Regions from separate parts of the Mus musculus genome. Here regions 1 and 2 are each linked to region 3. The links are chromatin loops, found by intact Hi-C in ENCODE. Cell type or tissue: heart. All regions are shown on one strand.

What was found. Peaks named below come from ENCODE experiments on the same cell type or tissue, not always from the same donor. Only the 100,000 strongest peaks of a DNase experiment are listed, where the experiment ranks them.
Region 1: a loop joins it to region 3, with 4 times the contacts of the local background. A loop is called at or near these places in 7 of 42 quality-filtered maps.
Region 2: a loop joins it to region 3, with 8 times the contacts of the local background. A loop is called at or near these places in 2 of 42 quality-filtered maps.

What each region holds. Positions count from the first base shown.
Region 1 is chr9:75,581,257-75,583,756 of GRCm38, forward strand. Tmod2 (tropomodulin 2) reads right to left here. Exons shown (of 10, transcript NM_016711.3): 7 at 574-681. Among named protein-coding and RNA genes, the nearest start is that of Tmod3, 23 kb to the left of the region's middle. In heart, a CTCF peak has its summit at 943 (motif pointing left); a DNase peak (open chromatin) is centred at 635.
Region 2 is chr9:75,360,354-75,362,853 of GRCm38, forward strand. No RefSeq gene overlaps it. Among named protein-coding and RNA genes, the nearest start is that of Bcl2l10, 14 kb to the left of the region's middle. In heart, a CTCF peak has its summit at 1,535 (motif pointing right); a DNase peak (open chromatin) is centred at 1,558.
Region 3 is chr9:75,465,816-75,468,315 of GRCm38, forward strand. Leo1 (Leo1, Paf1/RNA polymerase II complex component) reads left to right here. Exons shown (of 12, transcript NM_001039522.1): 12 at 379-617. The coding sequence ends at 483. It overlaps LOC115487244 (a small nuclear RNA gene), which reads right to left and starts at 267; the gene lies at 156-267. In heart, CTCF peaks have their summits at 1,046 and 1,947 (motif pointing right); no DNase peak of the experiment used is centred here.

The DNA of each region.
Region 1 (2,500 bases), 120 kb after region 3:
AATGCACATACAGATTAAGACAAAACACACTCTGACGTTTTTATATGTGCCAAGTTCAAGCAAGTTTGGGGGAGGCATCATAATATCTAATGACGGTTACAGAAAGTTACTGTAGGAGGGAAAGTTGCAGAATCGTTTTTCTCAACACAGAACAAACTCTAAATATTTATTTAGTTAAATGCCAAGACGCCTGTCTTGTTTGGAAAGCACAGCGCTGTCAAGAATCCACTTAAACCAATGCGTCTGTAGTGTAGGTTCTTAGCCTGTGCCTCAGGACCGTAAATTTGTTAGATTAAGTTGACCAGATCTAAGACTTTCAATTGATAAAATAAATTATCGAGGAATGGTGATTTCATGCCTGAAATTTTAGCACTAGGCAAGCTGAGGCAAGAGGATTACTGGGAATTCAAGATTAGTCCAAGATCCATGGTGGGTTCAAAATGCAGGCTACACAGCAAGACTCCTATCTCAAAACAACAGAAAGCTAATCTTAAACAATAAGAAAAAAAAACTAAAAATAAAGAGTTGCCAGGGAATTAAATGACGTCATATTGTGTTTCAAGTCTCACTTACAAGGGCCACAGGGTCATTGCTGCGGGTTGCAGCCAGGCTGAACTTCTTCACATGGGTGTTGGTCTCCAGAGACTTTGCAAATTCCTTCAGGGTTGGAATTGGAATGTTCTAAGCACAGAAAACAGGGTTAGTTAGAAACCATTCACACTGCGCTCCCACTCACCCTCAGTTGTTTTCAGTTTTGATTGGACCCAAGGTCTCAATGTCCTAAGCATGCGCTCTGCTACTGAGCTCCACCATCAGCAAGCCCCCTGCAACTTTTGACTATAACCTGTATTTAGATGGCTGATTACACATCTTTAAAAAAAATTTTTTTTAAGTCCATGTGTGATAACTAAGCTATTCTGAGAGAACAGCGCCTCCTAGTGCCCAATAAGGGAATGTAACTCAAAAGATTTTCCTTTTCCCCCCTTCTGCCCTATATCCTAGGGCAGGCTAACAATCATCGTCTCTCACACACATACCCTTCAGATATGCTTTTCTCCTTGGTCTGAAAACACCTGTTGTCGTCTTCTCCACCTCTGAAGAGCCGCCTGAATGATTTCCTCTTTGGTTTATGAGTTCTCCTAGGCAGCTTCACATTTTTCCTTTCCTACAATTCCATCACCACTCGGGGCTAACCACCTATGCTGCCAACATGTGGTCAGTGTTTGTCTCTTACTATAACATCCTCAGTGAACACTGGATGGATCTTAACTGGGTCTCCTGGAACCCAGGCCGGCTTCAATCTGGCCTCAATTTCACCAGGTTGTCAAAGCTCTCCTGAACTCACGGTGATTCCCTGCTTCCACCTCTACAAAGCGAGGTCTCTTGCACACAGCCACATGGAAGTGCCATGCTGGGAGCGGATCCTTTGGACTCAAGGTATGAGCTAATACATGTGTTTGTATTCTTTTCTTTTTATGTTTAGATTTGTTAATTGTATTTTATGAGTGTCTTCCATGCTTGGGTATATATGTGGGCTCTTTCTTACAAATCACATACACAAATCACCTGTCACTGTAGATGTAAGCAGCAAGCAGCAAAGGACAGCACTGGGCATGAGCCTGGCTGCATGATGGCTAAGCTGATCGACCACAGCAACTAAATCTCAACTCTCACTGACGAGCAAGTGAGATCATGAAATTCCAGTAGCCAATGACGTAACACATAATGCACATTCTATAAACATAATATAATCGGGGCTGGAGAGATGGCTCATCAGTGAACAGTACTTTGCTACTCTTGCAGAGGACCTGAATTCAGTTCCTAGCATCCAAGCTGATTAGCTCACAACTGCCTGTAATTCCAGCTCCAGGATCCACTATCGTCCTTGACCTCCCCAGGCAACTTCACTCATGCGCATGTACTCACATAGGACACCTATACACATAGTTAGAAACAGGAGGGATCAGGTCGGGGTGAGGGATGGAGAGAAAGAGTAAGGGGAGAGATAACTGGAACTGGGGGCAATGTGGAAATTGGAAACAGTGGAAACTGTTACAGTGGAAACTTCCTAGAACCTATGAGGGTGACTGTGATGGCTTGTATATGCTTGGCTCAGGGAGTGGCACTATTAGACCGTGTGGCCCTGTTGGAGTAGGTGTGGCCTTGTTGGAGAGGGTGTGGCCTTGCTGGAGTAGGTGTGTCACTGGGAATGGGCTTTAAGACCCTCATCTTAGCTGCCTGGAAGTCAGTATTCTGTTAGCAGCCTTCAGGTGAAGATGTAGAATTCTCAGCTCCTCCTGCACCATGCCTGCCTGGATGCTGCAATGCTCCCCCCTTGATGATAATGGACTGAACCTCTGAACCTGTAAGCCAGCCCCAACTAAATGTGTTTTTCTAAGAGTTGCCTTGGTCATGGTGTCTGTTCACAGCAGTAAACCCCTAACTAAGATAGTGACCCTAGCAAGGACTCACAGTAATGGAGGATACAGAGCCTGAACCA
Region 2 (2,500 bases), 110 kb before region 3:
TCTAGGGTCATTTAGGAAGAGGGTATCTCAACTGAGAAGATGCTCCCTCTAGACTAGCCTGTGGGCAAGCCAGTTTTCTTGATGGGTGACTGATGTGTCCAGTTCACTATGGGTGGAGCCAACCAACCCTAGCAAGGAGATTCTGAGTAGCATGAGAAAGCCGGCTGAGCAATCAAGGAGAAGCAGGTCAGAAAGCAGCATCCCTCCAGTCTCTGCTCCAGCTCCTGCCTCCAGGATCCTGCCCTGACTTCCCCCTGTGATAGAATATGACCTGAGAGTTGTAGTTACACTACAACTAAAATAAACCCCTTTCCTTGATTTGTTTATGGTCATGGTGTTTTGTCACAGCAGTAGATGCTCTAAGGCAGGTGAGGGCAAGTTTCAGACCAACTGGGGCAACAGGCTTCCAGGCCATCGGCTCAGTGGTCCATGGAGGAGTCATCTCAACTTTAAACTTGTAGGTTAATGTCGGTGCTGCATTCAGACACCTATGTGAATTGCTTGTATATTTCCTGTATTTCCTTTGAGACTATTTTATTGAGTGCATTGCAAGAGGGTGGTGTACACCTTGCAATAGAGTAGTGTACAGCCAACTTCTTGTATTTTCATAGAAAAAGAACCAAGGGGTTGGAGTGATAACCCAGTCATTAAAGGGCTGGCCTTGCAAGCAGGAGAACCTGAGTTTGTATGCCTGTCATCTCAGCCCTGAGGAGGTGGAGACAGAGGAGCCTTGAGACTTGCAGCCAGTCAGTCTAGTCAAATCAGCAAGGTCCAGGGCAGTGAGAGCCTGCCTTATAAACAAAGTGAGAGGGCAAGGAACATGACCTCTATCTCTGGCACACACACACATATGCATACACATACATATACACACATACAATCATATATATATACATATATATACACATATGAACACAAATACACATATGAATACACATACATACACATACACATGCACATACATTCACATATATATATATATATACATACACAGATATACACACATGTATCTGCATACACATACATTCATATATATACATACATATACAAATACATATACATACATACACATATACACACAGAGACAAAGATACATACATGCACACATATACACAGAAAAACAGATACGCACATAAACATATACAGAAATACAGACACATATACACAAGAGAGAAACACATATGTGCACATACACAGAGACACATACATACATATACACACACCAAGACACACACATACAGAGACAGACACACACATGAGAAAGTAAGAACTGGGGAAAAAAATACACTAAAAATTCCATGCTTGGCTCTGTATAGGGTGGGAATTGTGGTGACTTCTTTATTGACCCTTATCATAATTCACTACAATTGCTAAATTCTATGATGTGAGAAAGCACAGTTTATTATCAGGAACAAGATGATATATATTATTACACATATTAAAACGGTAATCAGCCTTGTGGTCCCCGGAAAGCCTCCCTGCCAGGTGTAGTTTGCCTGGTTTTTTTCAGAACAGACTGTGTTCTTCCACCAGGGGGCGCCTGGCCTTCAAATGGGACAGAGGAGCTGTACAGTGTGAAGGGTGAATCTTGCATAATTGCCGGACACACCTAACTTTAGTAAGAGTGGTTCGAAAGCTTTTGATATCCAATGCCTGTCTCACTGGTTACTAAAAGTATAAAAGCCCATTTTCCCTAAAATCAGTAAAACTACAGCAAGAGTTGGGCCCAGCTAGCCAGGGAGAAGGCAGGTGCCTACCCTTGGAAGGTTAGCAATCTAACCAGAAGAGCCAGCCTCACAGCTACCCTTCCCGGTGTGCACACCTGAGAGATGAGGAGACAGAGGAGACATCTGATACAGGATTACCTCAGGAGAGATGCAGAGGCCAGGGAATTACACTACTGTTAAGCATGGCCTACAGAAAGCCCCAAGAGATGTCTGGGCTCATGGCGCGACACTTGGCCTGTTAGTATCTATGTATGTGGGCAGCTGGAGGCTGGGTAAACACCAACTGTGTGGTAACCACTAGCTTCTTGGCAGTTGTGCAAGAAAAATGGAGTAAGACCTGACCAGAGGACTGGGGGGTAGCCAAACTTATACTATACATAGATGCCATGAGAAGATAGGAAGAGCCACCAAGCCCAGCGTGTCAGAGAGGACTTCCTGCCAGAAGTGGCAATCGAGCTTGTGAAGAAGGGCAGAGGGGAACCTGAAGGGTGAAGAAGCCCAGGCAGAGGGAACACAAGAGAAAATATGGCATCACCTATGAAATCCTTCTGTGTGGATGGAGCCAGGGCTAAGTGCATGGGCAGGCAGACAATGCCGAGGCAAAGATACTTTATCTGAAGGGCATTATGAAGCCCCTGAAGTACCTGCCAATCATAGATACCCAATGAAGTCATCAGTTATCTTTTATGTGGTCCAGTTGTTCTGGTTAGAGGTTTTTTTTTTTTTTTTTTTTTTTTTTGAACTTGATACAAGCTAAGGCCAGTTGAGACAAT
Region 3 (2,500 bases):
GGCTGGGCTGGAACTCACTCTGTAGACCAGGCTTGTTTGTACCTCACAGATATCCTCCTGCCTCTGTCCCAGCCTCCTGTATTTCCAAGTGCTGGAATCAAAGGCATGCCCCGCCATGCCCCGCACCGCCATGCCTCGCACTCTTTTTCTTTTTTAGAAATATGGAACACTTCACTACTTATGTGTCATCTTTGCCCAGGGACCAAGCTAATCTTGTCTGCAGCATTCCAATTTTAGTACACGTGCTGTTGCTGCTGAAACGAGCAACTGCAAGATATTTAAAGTTACTTTAGTAATGAGTCATTCAACTCAGCTATTTTGATAAACTTCCCTAGAAATGTTCTAACTTTCAGACTGTAAATGTTTTTATCTGTTCAGGAAGGTGAATCTTCTGGAAAGAGGAAAGCGGAAGACGATGACAAAGCGAATAAAAAGCATAAGAAGTATGTGATCAGTGATGAAGAAGAAGAAGAAGATGACTGAGCTACAAACTGTGAATGCGTTTTATATATTTATTGTACAGCTTGTCTATAAATACAATGTAAACATGAGTTATTTTGATTGAGATTAATTGATCTGTTTGTGAAATTTTGATTGTAATAAAACATTTAAGGCAAGTCCCTATGCTTAAGAAAACTGCTTTTCCCAGAAAAAAATTTAAAAAGCAAGCTGACTTTGCAGGCATTTTAGAGAGTCCAGGTTTGGTGGATTTCTTTGCTCTTTGCCAACCATTCTCTCATTCCACACAAAGATCCGTTTCCTAGGTCACCTTAAGAGGATCACAGGGTGGTTGGCTTCAAGCAGTAAAGCCTGGACTGGAGAGATGGCTCAGCAGTTAAAGAACGTTGAAAAGCAGTAGCGATGATTCTCCTCAGACTCGTGGGTAGTCTGTAGGACTGAAATTGAGGAGACTGTGTGGCCATACTCCTTCCCAAGGACCCTTCCTTCCTTTTCCTGAATTTGTTGGCTGTGGCAGTATGTCAACATAGCTTACTTTCTTGTACACTTTTGTGCCTCTCTACTGCACTCTGTTGGCAATAACAAAGAATCACTACTCCCAGGACCAAGTTAAATCCAGCATCACCTCATTTTAACTGATTATTTTTGCAGAAACCTATCCCAAATAAGGTCACGTATATTGTGTAGTTGTTGTTGTTGTTGTTTTTTTAATAACATGATCCATGCTAAACCAGCTATACACCAGCAACAGCAGTCTTGCCCACCCCCCATGGCTCCCATGGCCAACTTGCTGCCAAGCTGCTCACACTTCCCAAGCCATCCACCCACTGTGACTTGCCTGCAGAAAGCCAGCTACCACTCACTCAGCTCCCCTTAGCCCAGTAAAATGATAACACTAGAGACTTGTAATAACCACCCACATTTATAATGGTAAATCTCCAAACCCAAAATGCCCACACAGAAAATAACAAAACTCAATTGATATAAATACAAGCTGCATACCTAGATCGGGCAAATGTACCCTACACTGCTTATCGCCCAACTATGAAATCCCTGGCTACCTGCAGCTTCTCCAGACCATTTGGCTCAGCTCCATCCTCTTCTGGTTCTATCTTGTCTCTCTCCTGCCTCCTGTCTCTTCCTTTTCCCCCCTCTCTAAAACTTACAGCTTTAGCCTTTATTTTACCAGTTAAAAAATGGGGAGAAGGTTCCCATAAAGTCACCCCAGTATGTCCTCATCCAAGGCAGCCCCTCAGGGGGAAACAGAATTAGCATCAAAATACAAACAGCACAAGGGCAATCTACAATAGTCACACTCTCAGATTCTGTGTGGATATGAATTCATGTGTAGGGTTACAATTCAACATGCTTGAATAATTACACTAAGTCATATATACTTTTTTTAAAAAAGATTTTATTTTTAAAGATTTACTTATTCATGTATATGAGTGTTCTATCTTCGTGTATACTTGTGTGCCAGAAGAGGGCACCAGATCCCATTCAAATGGATGTGAGCCACCATGTGGTTGCTGGGAATTTAGCTCAGGACCTCTGGAAGAGCAGCCGGTGCTCTTAACCACTGAGCCATCTCTCCAGCCCTAGCCCTATACTTTTAAAAAATACATGTAAAATGAACAAAACATAAAAAAGTGAAACATTTTTATTTATGTGTGTTTGTGTATATGTACCGTGGGGGAGGGGGGCACCTGAGATGGCCAGAAGGGGGCGTAAGATCCCCTAGAGCAGGAGTTACAGGTGGTTGTGAGATGTCTGACATGGGTCCTGGGAACGGAACTTGGGTCCTCTGCAGGAGCCGCATACGCACTTAACGACAGGGGCCGTCTCTCCAGCCACTAATTTTAATCTTTAAAAGTATGGTAACCTTTTTCCTTTTTAAAGAAAAAGTCCTGACTAACCATCCCACCCCTTTTCTTAACTTAGAATTTAAGTTCCCGTGTATTTTGTGGGTGAGCTGAAAGGTTTAAGAGCCCTTCTGTTGCCTCCATCCTTTCCAAGGCAACGTGTGTGTGTGTGTGTGTGT